Regions from separate parts of the Mus musculus genome. Here region 1 is linked to region 2. The links are chromatin loops, found by intact Hi-C in ENCODE. Cell type or tissue: heart. All regions are shown on one strand. Each heading gives the region's core, and the rest is flanking DNA. Links, peaks and the distances in the headings are about the cores only.

Evidence for each region. Peaks named below come from ENCODE experiments on the same cell type or tissue, not always from the same donor. Only the 100,000 strongest peaks of a DNase experiment are listed, where the experiment ranks them.
Region 1: a loop joins it to region 2, with 2.2 times the contacts of the local background. A loop is called at or near these places in 1 of 42 quality-filtered maps.

What each region holds. Positions count from the first base shown.
Region 1 is chr5:24,446,924-24,458,697 of GRCm38, forward strand. It overlaps Agap3 (ArfGAP with GTPase domain, ankyrin repeat and PH domain 3), which reads left to right and starts at 5,254. Exons shown (of 18, transcript NM_139153.2): 1 at 5,254-5,611. The coding sequence starts at 5,284. It overlaps Tmub1 (transmembrane and ubiquitin-like domain containing 1), which reads right to left and starts at 923. Exons shown (of 3, transcript NM_022418.3): 1 at 834-923; 2 at 1-29. In heart, for the core only: CTCF peaks have their summits at 5,046 and 6,163; DNase peaks (open chromatin) are centred at 4,908, 5,558 and 6,268; H3K4me3 peaks cover 2,305 bases; H3K27ac peaks cover 2,500 bases.
Region 2 is chr5:24,572,240-24,584,013 of GRCm38, forward strand. Abcf2 (ATP-binding cassette, sub-family F (GCN20), member 2) reads right to left here and starts at 5,228. Exons shown (of 14, transcript NM_013853.2): 1 at 5,108-5,228; 2 at 4,280-4,488; 3 at 1,928-2,140; 4 at 1,183-1,537. The coding sequence starts at 4,448. It also overlaps the pseudogene Gm10221. In heart, for the core only: CTCF peaks have their summits at 5,519 and 6,308 (motif pointing left); DNase peaks (open chromatin) are centred at 5,292 and 6,162; H3K4me3 peaks cover 1,840 bases; H3K27ac peaks cover 1,728 bases.

The DNA.
Region 1 (11,774 bases), core at 4,027-6,526, 130 kb before region 2:
CCCGTGCTGCTGCCAGAGGTGCTAAGGAGCTAGAGAGGTGCAAAGAACTGGTGAGGGGCTACTTCCTGGTCAGAAGTCATTCCAACTTCAACTGTCCTAGTTATTGTGTGTGCTTGCGCACCCAGGATGCAGCATCCTGTAGTCCCAAACTTGGCTTTTGGGTAACGTCCCTTCCCATCACCAGATTCCAAGTGCTAGCTTTGCTATCTGAGTTCTAGATCTTCATTCAGCACCCGATTCACCGAAACCTTACGTTCAAGAAAGGGCCTTGCTTTTCTAAGCAACCCTCTCCTTAAATGTAACCTTCATCAAACTTTACCCAGAAGCTTACCTATTCTTTGGTTCACTTCATCCCAAAGTTCACTCCTTCACCTATTTATAGCAAAGCTCATCTGATGCCCTGTCGCTTAAGTTTCTCTGATAAAAGTGTCTCTCTAGCCCCCTGCCCTCCCCCTTACCATTTACCCAAACCCCACCCACAACAAAGACCACTTCCCAAAGCTTCCTAGACAACCCCAAATGTCAAACTCCACCCTTGGCCAATCTGGAGTCTTGGGAGTTGTCTACTCAGCTCGGCACCTTCTCGGGTCCACCCAAAGCCCACCCCGCAGCAGTCTCCCAGCGCCTCCTGGGCTCCAAACCCAGAGGTCTCCAGACCCTTGATCCCTCGGGGAGAACCTAGACCTAGCCCTCCCCACGACTACTCCATCACTCCTCCCATCTGCCCGCCCCCCAGAGCTACTGGAGGGCACCAGCTATCTCGGGGCGGGGCAAGCAGGTCCCAGCTGTGGCCTGGGGCGACCCGGTGGGCGCGGCCACGCACAGCGACTCACCGCCCAGCTCCACCAGCTCCATCTCGGCTCCTCGGGCACTTCCGGGCCGAAGGCACCGAGGTCGCAGACACCTGAGGTCCCTCTCCTTCCCTGCTGCCGCGGCCCGGGAGCATTGTGGGGATTGTAGTTCGCCCTGTTTAGTTCCCGCCCTCCTCCCTGTGAACCCACGTGCCGGGCTGGACCAGATGTTGCCGGTACCCTTGGATCGTCGATGGGCCCACGGGAAGGACCCTGGGGTTTCTGCTTGTCCACAGAGATTTGGTCAGCAGCAAGAAACTCTATCTCCGCTGCCAGCTGCTGGAGCATCTGTCACTCCTGACACCAACGTCATCCTGCAGCATGTCAGAGCACCCGCGTTGGTGATGCAGTGATGAAGGCTCTGGGAAGCGCAGGTGGCCACTACCCAGCCAAGCCTGTGTCATTGTGGACGCCAAAAAGCAGCTTGGTTTTCTAAATTGACTCTGTTGCTGAGAAGGTGTAGGTTGTCTGCCCCACTTGCTAGGGAGAGTGCCTGACGCCAGCTGTCTCCTGGCCTCTGCTGCACTGTGTCCCTATGAGATTGTAAAGATGGCATAGACTTTGGAACTGAGTGTACATCCTGCGGTCTCATGTAGACACTCATCAGCTATATAATCTCTGGTGGGTTATTTAATCTCTGAACAAGTATAATTCTTCTAGGTCAGTTGGAAAGAAGAAACTCGTTTTATTAAATAAGTATGACAGCTCTGTAAAATTTATGTATTTTTTTGTATTTTGCTCGCCTAGTATTAATGCATTGGCTTCACCAAAACGTAAACTGAGAAACTGGCTAAGTATGGTGACATAGCCCTGTAATCCCAGCACTGGGAGTTTGAGGTAGGACAATTAGGAGGTTGAGAACTTTGGTCACCTAGAAAGACCCTGTTTTATTCTCCCACCCCTAAAAAAGTATTTCCACATAAAGGATATAACGATGGATCTGTGACAGCCAATCTCTGTAGATTTTTTCTTATTCCTTTGACTCCAATATCTGCAGAAATCTTGAATCCCAGATTTTACAGACCAGTTTTGACTTGGGAGTTTGCACATGCATGTGTGTCTGTGTGACTTGTCTCTGTTCTCTTATGCTAAGGGTACAGGCAGAGGCTCCCAAGCCTGGTTTCTGACATGAATACTGAGGAGTCAAATGGAGGCCCGTATGCTTGCAGAACAAGTCCCTAATTAGTTTTTTAAAAACAAGGGTTTGTATATCATATTTGTATGGGTGTTTGCCTGAGTATATTTAAGTACACCACACTCAAGCCTTGCGTCTCTGGAGGTCAGAGGAAGTACTAGAGTAATAGGCAGTTTTTTGGAGCCATGTAGGTGTTAGGAACCGAATTAGGGTCCTCTGCAAGAGCAGCAACAGGTGCAGCAAATGTTCTTAACTCCTGAGCCATGTCTCTAGCCCCATCCAGTCCAGTCTTAATTAAAGATAACCTACTCTGCTCTTCTATGGATGGGACCTCTGTTTAACTACTTCAGTTTTCAGATTAAGACCAGATCAAATATTGCCTTGGGCACATTAGTTTGGATTTATAAAGTAAGGAATTAACTTCTGTCTAGTTTCTTCATATTTCTTCATTTATGCTATATTTGAGTATATATGTTTTATATGCTAGGTATTGTGCAAGATACTGGGCATATAATGCTTTCTCTCCTTGCCCTCACTGATACATACTAATAGAGGAACAGATATGCAGATAGACAATCAATGAATGTTAAGGTAGGCATGTGCTGGTGGCTGGGGCAGCACTTTGGAGTGTTTCCCTCCCTCTCAAGTTCTGGGGAACTTCTTGCTGCCAATTCTAAGAATCTAACAGAGATGCTATAGGTTTGTTGGTTTGTATTTTTATTTTTCAAGACAGGGTTTCTATATGTAGCCCTGACCTGGAACTCTTGATGTAGAGCAGGCTGGCCTTGAACTCACAGAGATCTTCTGCCTCTGCTTCCTGAGTGCTGGGATTGAAACCATGCACCTCCACCACCTGGCCAGAGTATTAATATTAGTTTTAGAATTGTAAAGTAGAACTATACTTTTTTTTTTATGAGAAAAGCTATATTTTTGTTGAACTACTTCAGTTTTCAGATTAAGACCAGAAATTTTACAAGACATTCCTAACATCATACAGATAGAAGCTCGCATCACTCAATAGTTGGGAGTTGATTGGTTTGTGCCTGATCCTTTGGAAACTAAGAGAAATATGGGAAGGTGTGTAAAAAGTAAAATACTAGGAAATTTTATTTTGGGGAAAAGTCCAAGTTGCCCTTTGAAGTGGAAATGAGTGTAAAAAAAGATGACATGTGGGCTGGAAAGATGGCTCATCGGTTAAGAGCAGTGGCTGTTCTTTCAGAGGACTTAGGCTCACTTCTCATTATACCACACGGCAACTCAAGAGTCTCTATAACTCCGGTCCCAGAGGATACTGACCTTCACAGGCAGCAGGTACTTGTCTGTACATAATACATATATGTACACACACAGGGGATACACCATACACATATAGAGCTATGTGTAGAGCATTTGCCCAGGAGGGTTAGTAAGGCTCAGCAGAGAGGTCTGCAGGACATGTATCAATGGTGAACTGACCCCTTAAGGTCATATTGATTACTATGTTGATTAAGTTAATTAAAAGTTTTAAGTTTTTATTAATGGTCAGACCAAGAGTTGCTTTTCATCTCTGAAGTCTGTTGGTGTCCAAGCTCAGGGGTACAGAGTTAAAAGGCAAAATGCACAAAGACCATAATCTACATCAAAGTTAGATGAGGGTTATACAAACCTTGAAACATTTATGCCTGACATAGCATAATTATTTCAGACATAATAAGACTTTTTTTTTTCTTGTGACAGGGTTTTTCTGTGTAGCCCTAGCAGGTCTTCAACTCATGGATCTGCTGCCCCTGCCTCTGCTGGGATTAAAGGTGTGCACCTCACCACTGCCTAGTGTTGCTTTTCATTTTTGAGACAGAGTTGGTGATCTAGATTCTGCCTTCCTAACGCCAGGACTTTAGTCATGTACTCAGATTCAGCTGGTTTTGGGTTTTTTGTTTGTTTGTTTTTTAAAAAAAGGTCATATATAGCCCAGGTTGGCTTTGAACTCCCTATTAAGCTCAGGCTGTCCTTGAACTAATCCTCCTACTGTATGGCCCCTGTGCTGGGCTAACGTGTACATCATGATACCTGGCATCCTCTAGCAGATTTATTCCACAGGGTCATTCCCTTGCACATGCCACCTCCAGGTTTGAGGATCTGTGTTGGGGATGTGGGTTAACACAGCTGAAGACAACTTTGATAATGGGAATACAGAAGAACTGGGACACTGAAGGGTGATCTCTGGCCCTAGGAAGGCATAGGATAGACAGGGTCTATCAAGAAAAGACAAGGTCTGTCAAGAAAAATTATGAGACCCATGTGGGTTCTGCTGAGTTTCTGTAATGAACCAATGGGCCCTTTTCAGTATGGCAGGGAGGGTCTTTTGGGAGAGGGCTGTCACTGGGAGATAAGAATTGGGACGCTGTTGTTTCAAGCTTGCAGGGTCTCTTGAGTGAAACTCTCAGAGAGAACTGGACATAGGAACGGGGAGCCCGTCCCAGTCTCTCAGGTGCAGTCGACAGTGGAGACTGGGGGCCCGGGGGCCGGGGTCGGGGGCAGAGAGCCAGGGAAGAGAACCCTGGCAAGATCCCTAGGGCTGACCTCGAGGCCTGGAGACAGAGGAGCTGCTGCAGCACTAAAAGAAAGAGGGTGGCGCCCCTGGGCGAGCTTCTCCGCCAATCAGTCCCACTTATCAGCACCCTCAGGCACAGAGAACAGTTCTGAGTAGCCCAAGGATTCCACACGGGCCTAGAGCGACGTAGAGAGGTAGCAATGACAGCTGGCCGGACGTGGGGACAGCGTGATCGTGTCCCCAGGCGGGAGGCCCTCGAGGCTTCTGTCTAGCTTTGGGGCGGGTTAGCGGGCGGAAGGGCCTACGCGGGTGGGTGGGGCCGCGCGTCGCGGCCAGCACGCGGTTCTTGGGGGTGGAGGCTAAGGCGCTTGCGAGAGAGGAGGGGCGGGGGCGCAGGGCGACGCTGGAGGGGCGGGGGCGGCTGGGAGGGGGCTAGGCTGCGTGTGCCGGAGCCGGCGGGGGCGGCGGTGCGTGCGCATGACGCGGGGGGAGGGCCCGGGCCGCGCGCTCCCGGTCCCGTTGTTGTTGCCGCTGGAGGCAGCTCCGAGGCGGCGGGATCTCAGCGCGGGTAAACGCCGGGCGGCGGCCCCAGCGTGCGCGGCCGCGCCTTCTGGCCTCGGCTCCGGGCCTCATGCGCTAGACCGGCGCCGCGCGCTTAGTAGTTAGGGTTCCGCCAGCCCCGCGCGCCTGGTCGCTGCCGCCGCCGCCGCCGCCGCGCCGCCCCAGGCCCTGGCTGGGCCCGCTTCGGGGCCCGCGCCTCCGGAGCCATGAACTTCCAGGCAGGCGGGGGCCAGAGTCCTCAGCAGCAGCAGAGCCTGGCGGCTCCGGGGACCGGCGGCGGCGGCGGCGGCGGCGCGGGGGGCGGCGGGCAGTTCGGCGGCGCGGGGCCCGGAGCCGGGGGTGGCGGCCCCTCGCAGCAGCTGGCTGGCGGCCCCCCCCAGCAGTTCGCGCTCTCCAACTCGGCCGCTATCCGAGCCGAGATCCAACGCTTCGAGTCGGTACACCCCAACATCTACGCCATCTACGACCTGATCGAGCGAATCGAGGATTTGGCGCTGCAGAACCAGATCCGGGAGCACGTCATCTCCATCGAGGGTGAGCGGAGCCGGGGGCCTGCGGGAGCTGAGACGCGGTGGCCTTTGCAGCGCTGGCCGGTGGCGGGTGGGGGGCGAGGGTCCTTCACGGCCTCGGCCCTGCCCCTTTCTGGCGCTCAGGGGTCTTATGGAGCTGAGGTTCACGGTTTGCTAACCCCCACTGCAGAACCCTAGTCCAGGTTTTTCCATGTCTCATACAGGAACACTTTTTTTTAGGGGCGGTGGGCTCGGTCCAGTGTCAGTGGACACGTTTTTTGTTTTTTGTTTTTTTTCCTCCGTGACCTGGGATGTGAAGATGGTTGTCGCTCCAAGGACTGATGCGCTGAGTCGCCAAAGACCGGGAGGGCCTGGGGCCACATCTGGCTAGGCACGGTCAGGCTCGCTGGGTGCGACGGAAGACCTTGGTGGGTCGTGAAGGTGGGGCTAATGCCTGAGAGTAATCTTAGCAGCTGCCCTGGCCCAGCCGGGCTGTAGGGGTGGAGGATCAGAGAGAGCTTTGGGTTAGTGGATGGCAGCCTTCCTGGGCCTCTCCTGCAGGCTTTGGAGGGTGGCGCTCCCCGCGGCGCCCTCTCCCGACGCACACCCACCCCCACGCTTCTGCGGTCGGGCGGGCGCGGGCCTGGCCTGGGTGCAGGACTGGGGAGCTGTGGCCGCGTGGGAGACTCTGGATGAACCCTCTGCGCTTGCCAGTCCCTTCTAACCCCCAGGCATCCATGTGGATGTCAGGATGCTGACTGACCTCCAGGGAGGTCGGGCCTGGATGTAGGGGGACTGTAAACCTCAGGCCATGCACTGCTCCTACTAATGTTCCTTTCTGTGGGCACATGGGCCTGAACCCTGGCAACTGAAAGGCACGTTAATTGGGGGGCACACTGCTGGCAAGAAGCCCCACAACCTTTGGTGTAGTGGAGGCTGGCTGGCAGTAGCAACAGGCACCCCAGTGGCAGTGTTGACCTTCTAGCAAGCTTGGACAGATGGGCCTCGCCTTGGTCCATCTGCTTCTTTTTCCAACTCTGCTTGAAGGGGGACGCCCACCAGCAGGTGGTGGGTTCCGCCTTAGTGGCAATGCAGGGAGCAAGGCTAGTTGCTGCTGACTTGGAATTAGGAAGGGCATGTCCACTACTTGGGTCCTTCAATTTAGATCCTGCTCCCATCTAGTGTGAGGCTTTGGAGCCATCTGTACTTGAACAGGCCTGTTTTGCTTTTTTGAGGTACCCATTGCTGATGAGTCTCTGATCTTTTGTGAGTAGAGCCCCCCTCCACCTTTAGATCTGGGCCCCTTTGTTGTAACATTCCCAGCTGTCTTCCTTTTGATCTTTTCCCAGCCTGTTTTCTTCTCTTTCCTTTCAAGGCAGAGTTCACTGTGAACTAATTAGGTGACAGAAAAAACTCATTAACATGGATTTGAGTAAATGACTTGGCATCACTGCTATGCTGGGGATTGGGAGGTAGCATTAGTGTGAGCCCAGGGTCTTCAGGAGAGATGAGGTGGGGTTTTTTCCCTTAGATTCAGAGGGTGAGGCCGGAAGAGACTGTTCTCTGAGCTTCCCTGTTCCTAGAGGAAGTGTCAAGTTCCTCATCAACTCCCAAGATGATTTCCCGTGCCTTTTTAGGAGGCTGAAGCAATTTACTGGACAGCCACCAGTGTGTGTGTGTGCAGCCACCAGTGTGTGTGTGGAGGAAGGGAGGGAGGGAGGGAGGGAGGGAGGGAGGGAGGGAGAGAGAGAGAGAGAGAGAGAGAGAGAGAGAGAGAGAGAAAGTATGTATTGGGGGATCAGCTGTCCAGAGACTTTCAAGAGTAGGGAGCAGACAGGCTGAGCAGGCTCTGCACCTAGTTCCTGTTTATCAGTATTATTAACGACCTCAGTCATCCCTACTCACATACCAGATTGGGCATCTTCTGTTCGAGTCATGGTCCCAGGAAGTACTTGGGCCGGTTTTGATCTCTGTCCTAAGTAAAACATGATAGGCAGCGTTTTTCTAGAGCCTTCCCCCAGAGCAACTTCCCCGTTGAGGGTTGGAAGTACCCCACTGTCCCATCTGCTTAGCCTGGAAGCTTTGTATCACCTTGATGAAATCCTGGGCCTTGGTGATCATTGTCACCAGACTGACCCAGCTGTTCCCCATACACACACAGCCCTCTGCTCTGCTGTCCCCGGCCTGTCCCTGTCCCATCTGTCTGGGAAAGCCTCCCAGTGCCTTCTTTCACCTTCGCTTCCCAGCCTCTCCTAGGAACTCAGTTTTTTTACCCCCGCCCTACAGGCTCCCACACTTCTGTCGACCCAACTTTTCCACTGTAGGCAGGCTAAAAATTAAAGTAAAATAAAAAATAAGGAGCCTAACCAATCAGGCTCCTATTCCAGTGTTCAGCCCTGTGTGCTCCCTGCAGTAGACTTCTCCATCTGCCTAACCATATTGGCCTGTTCTACAGGGCAGGGCTCCCACCTTGTCCAGCGAAGGGTGATAACACATCTTGATCTTTTCTGTGTGAAGCCCAGCAGATGTAGGATGTTACATGCACACAGAGCTGCCAGGGGCCTGTGCTTCAAGGGGCTAACATTTCACCTTCCTTCAGCTAATCCCTGGTGAAGGGCTTGTTCTGTTTTATCAGAAGGTGACTACCAGAACCATTTAAAACACTGAAATTCCTTTCCTACTCAAGAGAGAACACCTGTCCAGCGCTTATCCCCAGGGAATGAAGGAAACCACCACCAGGGCCTAGAGAATAGAATGTGCAGAAGCTCTGAGTCACTCAGCCTCACCAGTGGGAAACTGACCCTCAGAAATGGGAGGGGCCAGTGTTAACCCAGCCTCTCTCCTTCCCAAGGAAAAGTTGAGTCTCTTGGTTGCGGCTGGGGCTGCGTCCTAGAAAGAAGAATGCATGCACACCAGGGTTTCTCCTGATGGCACTCAGTGGGGGAAGGAGACTCAGGGAGACCTGGCCATCAAGGACCCCAGAGAAGGTGTTGGGAGGAGAGTTCTAGGGGTCTCTACACGTGGGTCTGAGCAGGTATATGTCTGCCAGGGATGGGGCAGTGGGGCCTGCAGCCCAGCTCAGTTTCCGGTTTGAGTTCTGGGCTGGAAGTGGACCGTGCCTCTGTGTGCGTGCCATATGACTGTTACTGTGTATGCAGGAACCCAGCTTTGTCTGCTGCATGAAACCCCTTTGTTTTTCCCTGGGGTTTGTGTTTCCGCAGAGCGGGAGAAGTCCCTTTGAGCACTCCTGCTCTCCCTGGATTGTTCTCAGCCTCGTTCATGCACTTCCCCTTCCGCCTGCCTTCCTACCCAGGCTAAGGGGTATCCCAAAGGAACTGGAAGGAAGAAATGGGGCTTCTTCCTGTTTGCTTTAGGCTGAGAAGGGGCCAGGTGTTTTGGGAAAGCCAGAGGGAGCAACAGGAAGAGGGTTCCAGCCACAGTATCTGCCTGGGCAGCCTGAGGTTAATGTTACGGCTGCATTCCCCATTGTTCTGAGATTTCTCTTGCTGAACCCCTGCCCTAAGGAAAGGGCATGGAAGCCCCGATCCTGACTTTGCTGATTGTTCATGGTCGTCTCCACTCTGGCCAGGATTTTTGCCACAGGTCTGCTGTCTTGTGCAGTGCCCAAGATAGGCTTTTCCCAGCGGCCCTAACTTGTAGGTCAGGAATGGGTTGGAACCTACATCTGTCGCTGTGATTCCTACAGTTACTGTTTCAGTGGGGAGGGCCTGTTGGGGGCATGGCTGCTTATGTAGGACTTCACACAAGGGCTCTAGGAATTCTGAGAAAGGACACCCATGTGGAGTGCTGGTAGGCAGCAAAGAGTATTCATTCCCAGTCTGTCTCTTGAACTCCTCCTAGGTGGCCCAGTTACATCTGGGACCTCAGAACACAGAGGAACAAAGTGGGTGGAGGGAGAAGAGACACAGTAAGGGCTGGCTCAGAAGGCACCTGCAGTGGTAGTAATGAAACTGGCTTTTCTGAAACCAGGGCAAAGCTGAGAGGCCTGCTTCAGGTTAGAAAGGACCGTGCTTCCAGACTATGACCTCAGGAAAACCTCCCTCCATCTTTGGCTCTAGGGTCAGTGTCTGTTTTATCTCCTTCATCAGGGAAGCAGACTGTGCCCCTAAGGACCACCTGCTGTCACTTCTCAAGTGTGAGCTGGGCCTGCTGGTTGGAGGGTTTCCCACCACTGTGTTAGGAGTGGTCTGTAAACATACATGTGGTATTCAGGGTATATAGCAAGTGAGTCTCTGTGCCTAGCCTCTGTTCATAGGGGACAGTTGATGGGTGAAATGGACCCTGGGGAGGGAAGTTTGTTTAATTGAAAAAAGTCCTTTTTTCATAGTCTATTTTGATGGTGTTTTCCCCTCTTCCTGTTTCTCCCAAGCCCCCCACCCCACCCAACTTCTTTTTTGTTCTTTTTCTTGGCCTTTTAAAAAAGATAAAGGAATAAGCACACAAAACCAGAAACTAAAACATACAAGTCAAAAAGATCAATAAGAAAATAAGTCCTGAAGAAAACAAAATGAGGCAAAAAGTCTACAAAAACAGCATTGAGTTTGTTTGTGCTGACCTGGGCGTGGGGCATGCCTTGAAGTGTGCTTAGTACACGATATTGGAGAGAACAAAGTTTTCTTTTGCTGGGGATTATCAGTTGTAGATGGCTTCTTAGTTAGGGGTAGGAGCCTGCATCCACTTCTGGCTCTCAGCACTGGGACCTTACGTGCTTTGAACCTATGCAGGTCACGGGTATGCTCTCACGGTCTGAGTTAGGTGTGCATCTGGTAGACACCGTTCTCCTGGACTCCTCCATGGCCTCTATCTCGTACACTCAGTCAGCCACTATTTGTTCGTAGCTCCCTGAGCCTTGAAGGAAGAACTTCAAGACAGTCCATTTAGAGCCGAGTGATCTAAAGTCCCACTGCACATTGTCCAAGGGTGTCCATGTTAGTTGGGAGGGAATTTTTAATGCTCTCTCCTGTAGCTATCCATTTCTATCTTCTAAGAGCTCAAGAAACCATGGGAGTTGGTGCTTTCTTCTGCAGGACATAGGTGGCCCAAGAGGGTTCAGGCAAGAATATGGAGTGGTCTTCATAAGAGTAGATCCCTCGACATGTGCCTTTGAGTCCTTGGCCAGCTGTTAGCACATGTCATGTTGGCCCAGGTGCAGGGGAGCTCTGACCTTGTTAGGCTGGTGGCGCTAGGGAAGACAGATAGATGCCTTCCTGCCCCTCATCACCTGAGCACCAGCCTATGCTGCCACATTCTCTGTACTGTCAGGTAGACCCTGGCGTCTGCCACGGCTGAGTATGACAAGAAGGTGAGCAGGTATGGGTCAGCCGTGCTGCCTACCAGCTCTCCGTGCTCCTTGGTCTTCAGCTGTGTCCTGGAGGCAACACAAAGACTTCCTCAGTGTTGCAGAGTTAGAGTCCCTACTATGAGCCACAGAGCCAGGACTAAAATATACAAGTCAAAAAGATCAATAAGAAAATAGGTTAGTTTTTGTCTGGTGTTCCTGTTCCTCACTTGGGTGGTTTGGCCAGGTGACATGGTTGTCCACATAGTTGGCCCCAAGGGAAGCGTTTGAGCTTCAGACTGCCCTGGAGTGTAAACTTGTAGATCACAGCGTACGGCGAGCCAGCCCCCTCTTCTCTGCTGTAGCCTTTTTCTGGTTACGTGAGTCCCCATCTGAAGCATGGCACTTTAGGGTATTACTTCCACTCTGCTGAGTGCATGGAGAATAGCATACGTGAAGAGGTGCTCGCCCCAGAAACATGACAGAATGTGTTCTTTTAAAAAAATCTCATGTGAGGGCGGGAGAGATGGCTCAATCCTTCAGAGGACCCAAGTTCAGTTCCCAGCACCCACATGGCAGCTTACAACTGACACCCTTACACAGACATACATGCAGACAAAACTCTGATGCACATAAGAATACTAACAATGGATGGAACTAGAAAATATCATCCTGAGTGAGGTAACCCAGTCACAAAAGAACACACATGAGGTGCACTCACTGATAAGTGGATATTAGCCCAAAAGCTCGGAATACCCAAGATACAATTCACAGACTACATGAAGCTCAAGAAGAAGGAAGACCAACGTGTGGATACTTCGGTCCTTCTTAGAAGTGGGAACAAAATACCCTTGGGAGGAGATACAGAGACAAAGTTTGGAGCAGAGAC
Region 2 (11,774 bases), core at 4,386-6,885:
TTACAGGAATTGGGACTGCAGGGAAACCGGAGATCTTCTGCACCTGAAGGTAGTGATGGAGCTGGTGCGCATCAGAGGACAAGGGGAAACAAGCTACTAAGGCAACAAGCATTAAGGTGAGATTACTTGACGGGGCTGACAGACTCCAGCAAGTTGCCAAACAATGTCCTTTTCTTACACTGTAAAACAAGGGACAGGCTGAAGGCCTGGCTTCCGGACTGCAATAAGCAGTCTTGGGGAACTCAGTAAGAGCGCGTCTGATCATCACACTCCAGCCTGCACTGAGCGAGCTCCTGAACCAGCCAGAGAAACTTCCAGCCAGCAAGTGGAGTCTACACTCATGCTCTAAGACACGAAACCAACTCTCGGAGGCCATGAGGCAGCCTCAACAACTTGCTTCCCAGGAGCAGGCTTGAATGCAGTGTGGACTCCCCACAGAGAGGAAGTGAGAAGTAAATGCCTTTGAATGTTGGTGCTTAGGTAAGGAAGGCCTCAGTGAGGTGAGTAGGGTGAGGCAGTCATCAGGATAGAGCCCAAGGAGGACACATGCATAGCTTTATAAGGAGAGACGACGACAGACATTCAAATTTCCTTTTCTCTCATCAAACGAAGCCTACACTACACTACACTACACTACACGACACGACACTCCAGGACCTACTACAGCAGCTGAGCTCCCTGACCTTGTGCCTCTAGAGTCATGAACAAAGATGCACCTATTTTGTTCACAGTGTGCAGCCTGAGATGCTCCATAATTTTATAATTTTAAGAGAAAGCACACACATCTCAGCATGCTGGGGAGGGTGCTGGTGTAGTGCTGGACTACAAACTCACTTTAACCTCAGGCTTACGGGGTAAGAAGGACAGGTAGCATCAATGTGTCCAGTATCATACTGCCATAAAAACTAGCAGGACAGCAGCACAAAAGGCAGGAAGGGGGTCAAGGTGAAAACCGACACTTAACTACCATTTTACTTGGGTCTGCTCAGAGCACTACTGGAACTGGCTCCGAGCATGGAGGTGGTCTTGAGTACTTCAGCCAGGGCAGTCAGTCAGGTCCACACACTGACCCACATTACATCACTAATGGCTATCTCATCCGACACATAATACTCCTACCAGAGTGAACACTCCCCTTTGAGAGACAGGGGCTCCAAGGATGGTGGAAAGGGGAGAACTCACCTAGCAAGAGCAACTCTCATCCGCCAGCCACCACTGAAGTCTTTCAGCTTCTTGCGCTGCATAGCAGGTGTGAAGCCCAATCCATGTAAGATCCTTGAGGCCCTCATCTCAGCTTTGTCAGCATCCAGCTCTTCCAGCCGTTCATAGAGCTCCATGAGCTTTTCACACTCCGCATCCTCATGTGCTAACCGCTCAGCCTCTCTCTCCAGCATGGCCCGCTCTGTGTCCACCTCCATCACACACTGCAAGGGTGTTTTTTCGCTAGGAGGCATCTCACGAGTCAGATGGTAGATGTCGATGTGCTCTGGGATGGGCACTTCACGTTTCCCAATAGCCGAGAGCAGCATGGACTTTCCTAAGAGGGTGACAGGCGACACTAAGCCCCTTCACCGCCACTCTTTGGCACCTGTTCCTAACAGGCAGTCACTGGCTCACTCTCAGGCTCTCCTTCCCAGCTTCCCTTCAAGTCTAATCTTACTGTGCCTGTGAAATCCTGTTCATTTACAAAGGCTTCTTCACACCACCACTCCTCACCCTCACTCCCCCACCAACCTCTCTATAGCACCTTCTGTCAAAAACTCCCATGGTACCTGCTACACACAGCTGTGTCATAAGCCCCATGTCTCCAGCATGTCTGGTCCCCCACTCATGGGATAAAGTTCTTGCTTTGTTAGTGCTAAACACATAGTGAGTAACAGGCAAACCAAGAAAGAAACCTCCTCCACCTGACCCCCAAGGGCCTCACCAATTCCATTTAAGCCAATGAGGCCATAGCGCCGGCCTGAGTTTAATTCCAGTTTGGTGTCGCTGAGCAGCTCTTGACCATGAAAGGTAAGGGAGAGGTTGATAATGTGGACATCAGTACTGTTGGGGTGAGAAGCCAGGACACCGGTGACAGCTCGAGCAGCAGCTTTCTTCATCTCAAAGTCCTCCAGCTCCTTGGTCAGCAAATCTACTTCTGGGGCAAAAGTGGAATTTGGGAAGGGTCAGTCAGACAGACTCAGATCTGGGACCAATAGGCAAACTCCACAGGACCTGAGCTCAGGTCATGCGAAGCAGATTCAGAGTTCGGAGGGCTTTACACAGTGCCATGACACAGACTAGCCTGACACCCTGCTTTCACAGACAGGCTTTTCTCAGCAGCCCTTTTGAGTCTATGCTCTCTCCTACCACTTCACTTTCCTCCACTGTTTCCCCCTTCACCATCTTCCATAGCTCTGGCCATGGATAAAGCTTCCCCATGGCCTAACTTGATCACACTAGCTGCCTTCTAGAATCTTATTTTGGGGACAATTCCTACCACTTGACATTTCTTCATCTGTTTAGTGCATCTATGGTGACTCTCTCTCTCTTTCCCTCCCTTTCTCTCTCTCTCTCTCTCTCTCTCTCTCTCACACACACACACACACACACACACACACACACCTCAAAACACAGTCCCTCAAATAAGAATCAACAGCTGCAATGACTAAAGTAGACATAAGTAACACTGCAAAATGACATGGGATAGCAAATGGGAACACAATCATGTGTGTAAACCTCAAGTTTGCACAAGAACTTAACGTGTAAAAGGACAATACCATGTGTGGTAAGATTCAAAGGGCAGTGAGCAGTCTACATGCAGCAGAAGGACTGTGCAGCTTTCCTGGGCAGTGAAGACAGGGTTAGACTGGGATGGTTGTTATCATACACTGCAATGTTTGCCCATGTCACAGTTAACTTAGCTGTCAACTTCACATAAACCTGGCAAGAGGAACCTCAACAGAAGAACTGCCTCATCAGGCTGGCCAATGACCATGTCTAGGGCATTTTCTTAATTTCTAATGAATGCAGAGGGTCCAGTGTAGGCAGTGAAGTCTTTAGCTGAGTGGGTCTGTGCTACATAAGCAAGCTAGTTGATGCCTGGTGTAGTGGCCCATGCCTTTAATTCCAGCACTCCAGAGGAAGAAGCAGGAGAATTTCTGAGTTCAAGGCCAGCTGGTCTACAAAGCAAGTTCCAGGACAGCCAGGGTGGTTACAGAGAAACTGTCTTGAAAAACAAAACAAAAGTCCTTGCCTGACTTCCCTCAAAAATGGACCTGGGAAGCTGGGTAGTGGTGGTGGCGCACGCCTTTAATCCCAGCACTCGGGAGGCAGAGGCAGGTGGATTTCTGAGTTTGAGGCCATCCTGGTCTACAAAGTGAGTTCCAGGACAGCCAGGGCTGTCTCGAAAAAAAAAAACAAAAACAACAAAAAAAGGACCTGGGAATATAAGAAGAAATGAACTTTTTCCTCTCAAGTTAATTTTAGTCAGAGTGTTCTGTCAGAGCAAGAGAGAAAGAAATAATAAAATAAATTTTCTGAGAGCAAACTATGTTTACAGTGTGAGTGAGTAGCTTATTTAATATGGAAAAATGCTACAATAAATCCCCTAAACCTAAGTAACAAAACCATAAATATATTATCAGAAAAATTACATGAAGATATATAACAATATGTTACACATTACTCATTGGTATAATCACTATCCCTGTGACATTAAGAGTACCATATGAGCCAGGGATGGTGGCTCACACCTTTAATCCCGGCAGCTAGGAGGCAGGGGCAGGTGGATCTCTCTATGATTTCAAGCAAGTCTAGTCTACAGAGTTCCAGGACAGCCAGGGTTACACAGAGAAACCCTTCTATCTCCAAACATCTGCCTCCCCCCCCAGAAAAGACAGCACCATATGGTAGAGCCTGTATACTCACCACCATAGGTAGGAAGAAAAACAGGAAATAGTACAAGTTGCCTTCCCTTTTATTGTCTACTGCAGCACCAACCAAGGTAGATCAAAAACTCCCATCTGTGTTTGCCACTTGAATTCAGTTTCCTTCATCAGTAACAAGTTTTAACTCTATGGGTGTGGGTGTCACCAAAAAGTTTCATGGCATATAAAGACATGTGTCTGTGGGTGCTTTACTCTGTTTAAAAAGATGGGGATGTGAGGACAGCCTGGCCTCAAACCTTCATCTTTTTACCTTAGCCTCCCAAATGCTGGAATTAAAGGCCTATGCATCTGCATCCAGATTCTGATCTTGGCTTCGAAAACCAGCTCAGGAAACTCACCCAACCTACCTCCATCTCCTGTGGTCTCTCTGCCATTGGCCTCCTCGATTTTCTCTTCTGCCACCTGAGGTTCTGTGACAGCATCTCCATTTTCTTCATGTCCCTTTCTGGGTCGCTGTCGGGCTTTGGCAGCCTCCTTCTTTTTGGCTGCCTTCTTCTTGGCCAGGTCGGAAGGCATGGTGATGAGCCACAGGGGTAGTTACAGTCCTTTCAGGAGTCTGAAGAAAAGCAAACAGATACTCCAAAATTCTAAACTTACAGGTAAGAATGTCTGAGTGCTATCCCATCCCTCCTTGGAATTTTCCTATCAAGCCTGTGGTGCCCAACTCTTGTCCCCGCCAACTTTGTCCGGGCTTCTCACACTCTCTCGACCGCTCCTCCAGCCTCATCTCCTCCCTTGGGGTTCGCGCGCCAATCCCCACCGCCGGCTTCACTCGGATGCGCTCTTCCCCCAGGGCCTTAGTGAGGGACCGCTCTGCCCCTCGTCTCCAGTTTCCGAACTTGGCGCTCGCGCACCTCTGCCAGCCGCCTCCTTTTCGGTTCTTCGCCAGGAGTTCGTCCCGGACCTCCCTTCCGTCCCTCTCATCCACCCCACCGACTGCGGCGCGGTTTCTCTCCCGGAACCACGAGTCCTCCCCAGCGGGTCCCTAAGGGTCTCTGCGCTCGCTGCCCCTAACCTCCCCCACACCCCGCTCGCCGGCGTCTCTGCCTGGGCCAGTTCTTTTCCCTTTCGGCCCTTTCCATTCCGACCCTGAGCTCCCTTCCGCTTCTCCTCCCGCTTCCTGCTCACGGGTCCACACTCTCCTCCCCTCCGGCGCCCCTTCCCCCTCAACTCACGGGGCCTCGCCGCTCGGCCTCTGTCGCAACAGAGCTGCTCCTTGAGCTCCTCCGCGTGCGGCCGGCTCCCCAACCAATCACGGCCCCGGGCGGCCCTTGGCGCGCTGCCGCGAGGGCTTCTGGAAAATGTAGTTCTCAAATCGTAAGAACTTAGGGCGGGACTCTCCTCCGGAACTACCACGATTCCCAGGTGTTGCGCCGTTCTAGTGACGGCATCAGAACGCGCGATGATTCTGGTTGGGGGAGGATTAGAGTCCAAGAGGCCCGTCCTACCAAGCCGGTTTGAAGAACTGAAAACTGCAAATCCCAGATTGCTCCTCGGAGAGGTGGGCTGGTCTCCCAAAGGATACCCCACCCCTAGCAGATAAATTTACCAGGCTGCTCTACTGGTTTAACCAGCAGGAAGTGCGACTAAGCTTCCCGGCCAGCGTCCTAAGAGTGCGAGACCAAACAATGAGAGAAGAGAGTTAGAAGGTGGAGGGGAAAGAAGAGCGAGTTGCTGCTGGGCAGGTGGCTCTGAAAGTGAGGTAACCCTTTGTAGACCACGCCAACAGAACTCTGTTCGAGAAAGGCATCCTCGTCTCATGGAACCGAAATTGAGAGCCTCGTCCATCGCTAACGAAACTTTTTGAAAGTGCCAGACGCTGTGCTGAACCTTGGTATCTTAGTCAAGAGTTTCTGGGTTCCACCAGAGCCATGCGAATGTGGTGGAAAAATCTAAAGTATAGGACCACTTTGCTGAGTTTAGCTCTATGGACACTTAGTTGTGACTTGTTTCATTTCCTTTGAGTCTCACTGTCTAAAATCTAAAGCAGACTTAGTGTTAGGAACATTATAAACTAGATCTGTAGCCTCATACACAAAACAACTCTACGACCCTTGCTTGCTACCTGTCCAGGGTCCTGTCCACTGGTGTGTCATCACTGATGACACAGAAGGAAGCAAACTTAGTGCCCCTGAGTGCATTCTCAGAAAGTGACCCCCTTTTCCTCTAAGGTCACCATGTTGCCAAGCTAAATAGAAATTAGGCGTGAAGATCATTGAGGGTGGACATCACAAGTAGCTTCAGAGCCTGCCCCCTGTGTCTTTGGCAGCACACTAATTTTAAGATGAAAACGGGCTAAAGAGATGGCTCAGCAGTTAAGAGCACTGACTGCTCTACTAGAGATCCTGAGTTCAATTCCCAGCAACCACATGGTGGCTCACAACCATCTGTAATGAGATCTGATGCCCTCTTCTGGTGTGTCTGAAGACAGCTACAGTGTACTCATACACATAGATAAATAAATGAAAGAAAAGGGAGGAAGGTAAAAGGAGGCTTTGTAACACACACACACACACACAGCTTTAAAAAAAAAAAAAAAGAAAAAAGAAAAGAAAAAGGAAATCCAAATGGGCCTGCCAATCGCCTAAACAGGAAACTGCGGCTGCTAAGGAAGTTGTCTGTTTCAGAAACGAAGCACTAGTATAAAACCCATGTGACCATTGTCCATTCCCACCAATGAGAAACATTTTCTTGGTCCATTGTCCACCTCTGCCTTTGAGGGTGTCCTCATTTTACTCTATGGTAAACTCTGTCTTCATTACTCAGTGCCTCATTGGAATTTATTCAACAGAGATGGCAATGACTGGAAAGCCTAAGGGAGTCTGAATAAGATCCCTGTAAGACACAAAACACTAATCTCACCTCTCTCCCCCAACAGTAGAAGCAGTTCTCCTCTGCTAGAATTTAGAGTTCAGAGTTAAGCCATTTAAATACCACTGACCATGTTCCTAGAATAACCTCCACCAGTTGAGTAGTTCTATTGATATTTCACACAATTGACATGAGCATACACAGATTACAAAGTAGCAAGGAACTTTATTCAAAGGCCAAGTAATATCACAGATGAGAAATGCAGTCAGTCTTGACCACAGGGCACATGAGTGAGTGTCCTCGAGTCTGATGCTTCATTTCATGAAGTCTAAGGAAAAGAGAGGCTGCTTACTACAGAGGGTAATACGAGTGGTTCTCTATTGTAACAGACAGATTTGACTTACATAAGCTTTTGCTCACTACATGCGTCCTGTCCCATGATGCATTCAATCTTTAAAATTGTACTTAATTATTATTATTATTAATTATTGCTATACCACTTGCACATTGATGTCAGACAATAGCAATTTATTGAATTGATTCTGTCCTTCAATCAGGATCAAACTCGGGTAATCAAGCTTTGTTGGCAAGAGTTTTGTTGTTGTTGTTCGGTTTTTAACCTGCTAAGCTATCTTACGAACCCTTTAAAATGTCTTATTTATTTGTGTGTGTGGTGTATGTTCATGTATCTATGAGTCTGTGCACCCATTTGTGTGTGGAAGCCAAAGGAGGATTTTCAGTGTTCTGTTTTGTCACCCTTTGCCTTATTCCCTTGAGAAAAGGTCTCTCACTGAACCTGGAGCTAGGCTGGCAGCCAGCAATCCTCCTGCCTCCACACCACCCTTCATAGCACTAAGGTTACAGCCATATGATCCTTTTTATATGAGCTCTGAGACTTTGAACTCAAGTCATGTTTACGTGGTAAGTGCTGTTAAATCCTGAGCCACGTCCGCAGACTTCTGCATCTGATTTATTTGTATGCAATCCCGAGTGTGCGTAGACACAGAATGATAATAGAATGTCAAAGGACACGGTTTCTCCTATTGCACATGCGCTGAAAACTAGTTCAGACCAGATTATCCCATCTCTTTTGTTTTCAGGATGTGTCCCAAGATGTGTTAAAATAGAAATGAGGTATTATCGAGGGGTCATTAAGGAATATAACTTATTGCCATTATTTAAAGTTGGCCGATACAGACTGGGTTCCCAGATTTTCAACAATGTCTCTGTGCATGGTATAGGCAGGTAGGGATTCTAGGCTGCCCAGTGAATTGTTAGAAGATTGATGGTCCGAACCAAGTGGAGTCTGAGGGTGCTGAGCTATGCTTGCCTGGCTTGTTACTAATCAAGCTCACATGGAGTTTCAGTATTTAGAAGTTACTCCTTGACTCCTGAGAAAGCTCTTAAGGATGAAGATTAAAAAGAGCATACACCAGCAGGGCAATGGTGGTGCACACCTTTAATCCCAGCACTCTTGGGATCCCTGTAAGTTCAAGGCCAGCCTGGTCTACAGAGAAAGTTCAAAGACTGCCAGGGCTACCCAGAGATCCTGTCTTAAAACAGAGATAGATAGATAGATAGATAGATAGATAGATAGATAGATAGACAGACAGACAGACAGACAGATAGATAGACAGACAGACAGACAGGGAACTCGCACTGGCTGCACAGAATGAGTTTTATTGTCATATCTCTACATATGTGATAACATGTATTATCATTCTTCTTCATTTTTCTTGTCCCACATCTTAACCCCTGCAACCTTTATGCTTTTTTATCTGTTTATATGCTTTGTGCCATGCTAAGGATTGAACTGAGGACCCTGTGTTTGCTCCACCTATATCTATGATTGAGCTTCCATCCCAGTACATCCACGTCCACACATAATTGGAGATGATCCTTGTAACTTGGCCTCCGAAGTAGACAAGATGACTGACATTATCAACCTGTGTGACCAGGGTTTGGTTTTTTTTTTCAGGATCTCGTATAGCCTATGCCTTTAACTGTATAGAGCAGGATGACCTTGAACTTGTGACCCTCCTATACCTCCCAAGTGCTGGGATTATGTGCACGAGATCCTATGCCCATGTTTATACATACTGGAGATCAAATCCAGGGTTCCATGATTACCAGACAATCCCTCTAACAACTGAGTCATCTCTAGCCCTCCTCTCTTTTTAAATTTAGATTTTAATACACGAAAAACTTAAATATTTGTCTTTCTTTTTTTTTAATTTATTATATGTAAGTATAAGTACACTGTAGCTGTCTTCAGACACTCCAGAAGAGGGCATCAGATTTCATTACGGATGGTTGTGAGCCACCATGTGGTTGCTGGGATTTGAACTCGGGACCTTTGGAAGAGCAGTCCGTGCTCTTAACCACTGAGCCATCTCGCCAGCCCCATATTTGTCTTTCTTTCTTTCTTTTTTTTTTTGTTTTTTTTGTTTTGTTTTGTTTTGTTTTTTTTGTTTTCAACACCTAGTATTTTATTCAGATAGCAGTCCTGTTACACATGGTCCAAGAACATTCAAATAAGAACTCAAATCAGAAGTTAAAGATTGGTCTTCAAACATCATAGCCAACAATGCCACGTTTGCCTATGATCTCTCCGATATAAAACCACATCCACACCTCAGTGGCCACCAAACCATTCAGCACAGCTTCCTTAACTGTAAGGTGTTTGAAGCTACCAGTTTTAGCACTTTGAATGATTTTTTTCACACTCTGAATAGCTGTAGGGATTTCAGCAGGGGTTGGGGGAACCAGCTCAACCTTGGCGTAGTGCCAAAATGTGGCCAATCGAGGCTTCGAGTAAGTCACGGCAGCGGCTACCATCGACGGTGCCTTCTCCGCGAAGTTACGGATGAACTTGGCCATGGTCTAAGGTGGAAGGTACGTCTCCCCGAACCACCGGCTGAATCCATATTTGTCTTTCTAAGTCTAGCTTATTTTGCTTAACATGATCTTCAGTTCCACCCATTTTCTTACAAACAATATAATCACATGCTTCTTTAAGACTAAATAATACTCCACTGTGGGAATATATTCCATGTATTATATCCATTTTTGTCACTGCTGAGGCAAGTATCATTAGGCAGACTCCATGAATTGGCTACTGTGGATAATTCCAGCAAACCTCCATGTCTTTGCTTTTGCTTCAGACAGTTTTGTTTGGGACAAAGGCAGAAAGCAGCCACATTCTTCATTCACCAAAACATCAGAAGAACAGTCTCTAGCCCACATAATATCCTCTTCTGAAACCTCTTGAGCGGCCTCCTGCACAGTTCAAATCCCCTCAGCACCACTGTCTTCTATGTTTTTACTAGAATGGCCCATTTAGCAGCACTTAAAATCATTCAACTGCTTTTCTAATCCAAAGTTCCAAAGTCCACACTCCTTTAAACAAAAGTATGGTCAGGCCTATTAAAGCAATATTTTGGGCTGGTAAGATGGCTCAGCGGTTAAGAAAACCGACTGCTCTTCCAAAGGTCCTGAGTTCAAATCCCAGCAACCACATGGTGGCTCACAACCATCTGAAACGAAATCTGATGCTCTCTTCTGGAGTGTCTGAAGACAGCTAGGCTGTACTTACATATAATAAATAAATAAAAAAATTTTAAAAAGCAATATCGCAGTCCCTGATACTAACTTCTATCTTAGTTAGGCTTCCATTGCTGTGAAGAGACACCATGACCTCAACAACTCTTTTTATTTTAAGATTCATTTATTGTTATATGTAATTACATTGTAGCTGTTTTCAGACACACCAGAAGAGGGCATCAGATCTCATTATGAATGGTTGTGAGCCACCACGTGGTTTCTAGAATTTGAACTTAGGACCTTCTGAAGAGCAGTTGGTGCTCTTACCCACTGAGCCATCTCTCCAGCCACAGCAACTCTTATAAAGAAAAGCATTGAATTTTTTTCAGCATGCAGGCAGACATGGTGCCGGAGAGAGAGCTGAGAGTTCTACATGAGCCACTAGGTCTGATTGGAGTGTCTGAGACCTCAAAGCCCAGCCCCTAGTGACACACTCTAGTGTGACAGACCCTAGCCCCTAGTGGCACAGCCCCTAGTGACACACTTCTTCCAACAGAGCATACCCACTCCAACAAGCCTACACCTCCTAATAATGCCACTCCCTATGGAGCTGGGGGGGGTCATTTTTATTCAAACCAGGACTCTAGATATGCAGCTCTTTCTGTTATATGGTAACTTTGGGTCCTTTATACACATACCCAGGAGTGGTATATTAAGATCTGCTTTCAGATTTTTGAGGGACTTCCATACTGAGTTCCCATCGGTTAGGCTACATTTCTCCAACAATATGTAAATGGATAAGGAAGCAGGTAAGAGATTATAAGACAATTTTATTTGTTTATTTGTTTATTTATTTATGTATTTATGTATATATGTATTTATTTATTTATGTGAGTACATTGTTGCTGTCTTTAGACACACCAGAAGAGGGCATCAGATCCCATTGCAGATGGTTTGTGAGCCACCATGTGGTTGCTGGGAATTGAACTCAGGACCTCTGGAAGAGCAGTCAGTGCTCTTAACCACTGAGCCATCTCTCCGACCCCAAGATTTATTTTTTGAGAATTATAATTCATTATACAGTTTGTATCACAACATTTGATTTCCCCTGCAAATTCTGAGGTGGTTGTTGTTACCATGTTACCATTCATTCTATCCACAAGCTCTGGCTCAGGGCCTGTTAAAAAAAAAAAAAAAACAAAAAACAAAAAACAAAAAACAAAAAAACAAGCAGAAAAACCGCTGCTGCTTAGAGGCAGCACAGGCATCAAGGCTGGGATTGTCTGGTTCTGTACCCTCAGGTCCATCAGGGACAATCACAGCTGTGATAAGAAAACAATTGACAGGCAGAGTCTTCTTCACCACAGTTAGCATCTTGGGGCACTTGCTAACTACTTGGGTATTTTGTCCTTCTCACCCAGAGTTGAGATCTTGTGCATGGATAAGTGCTGGGAGCGAGAGGAGAGGAAATGAAGGCTAATAAGAAAG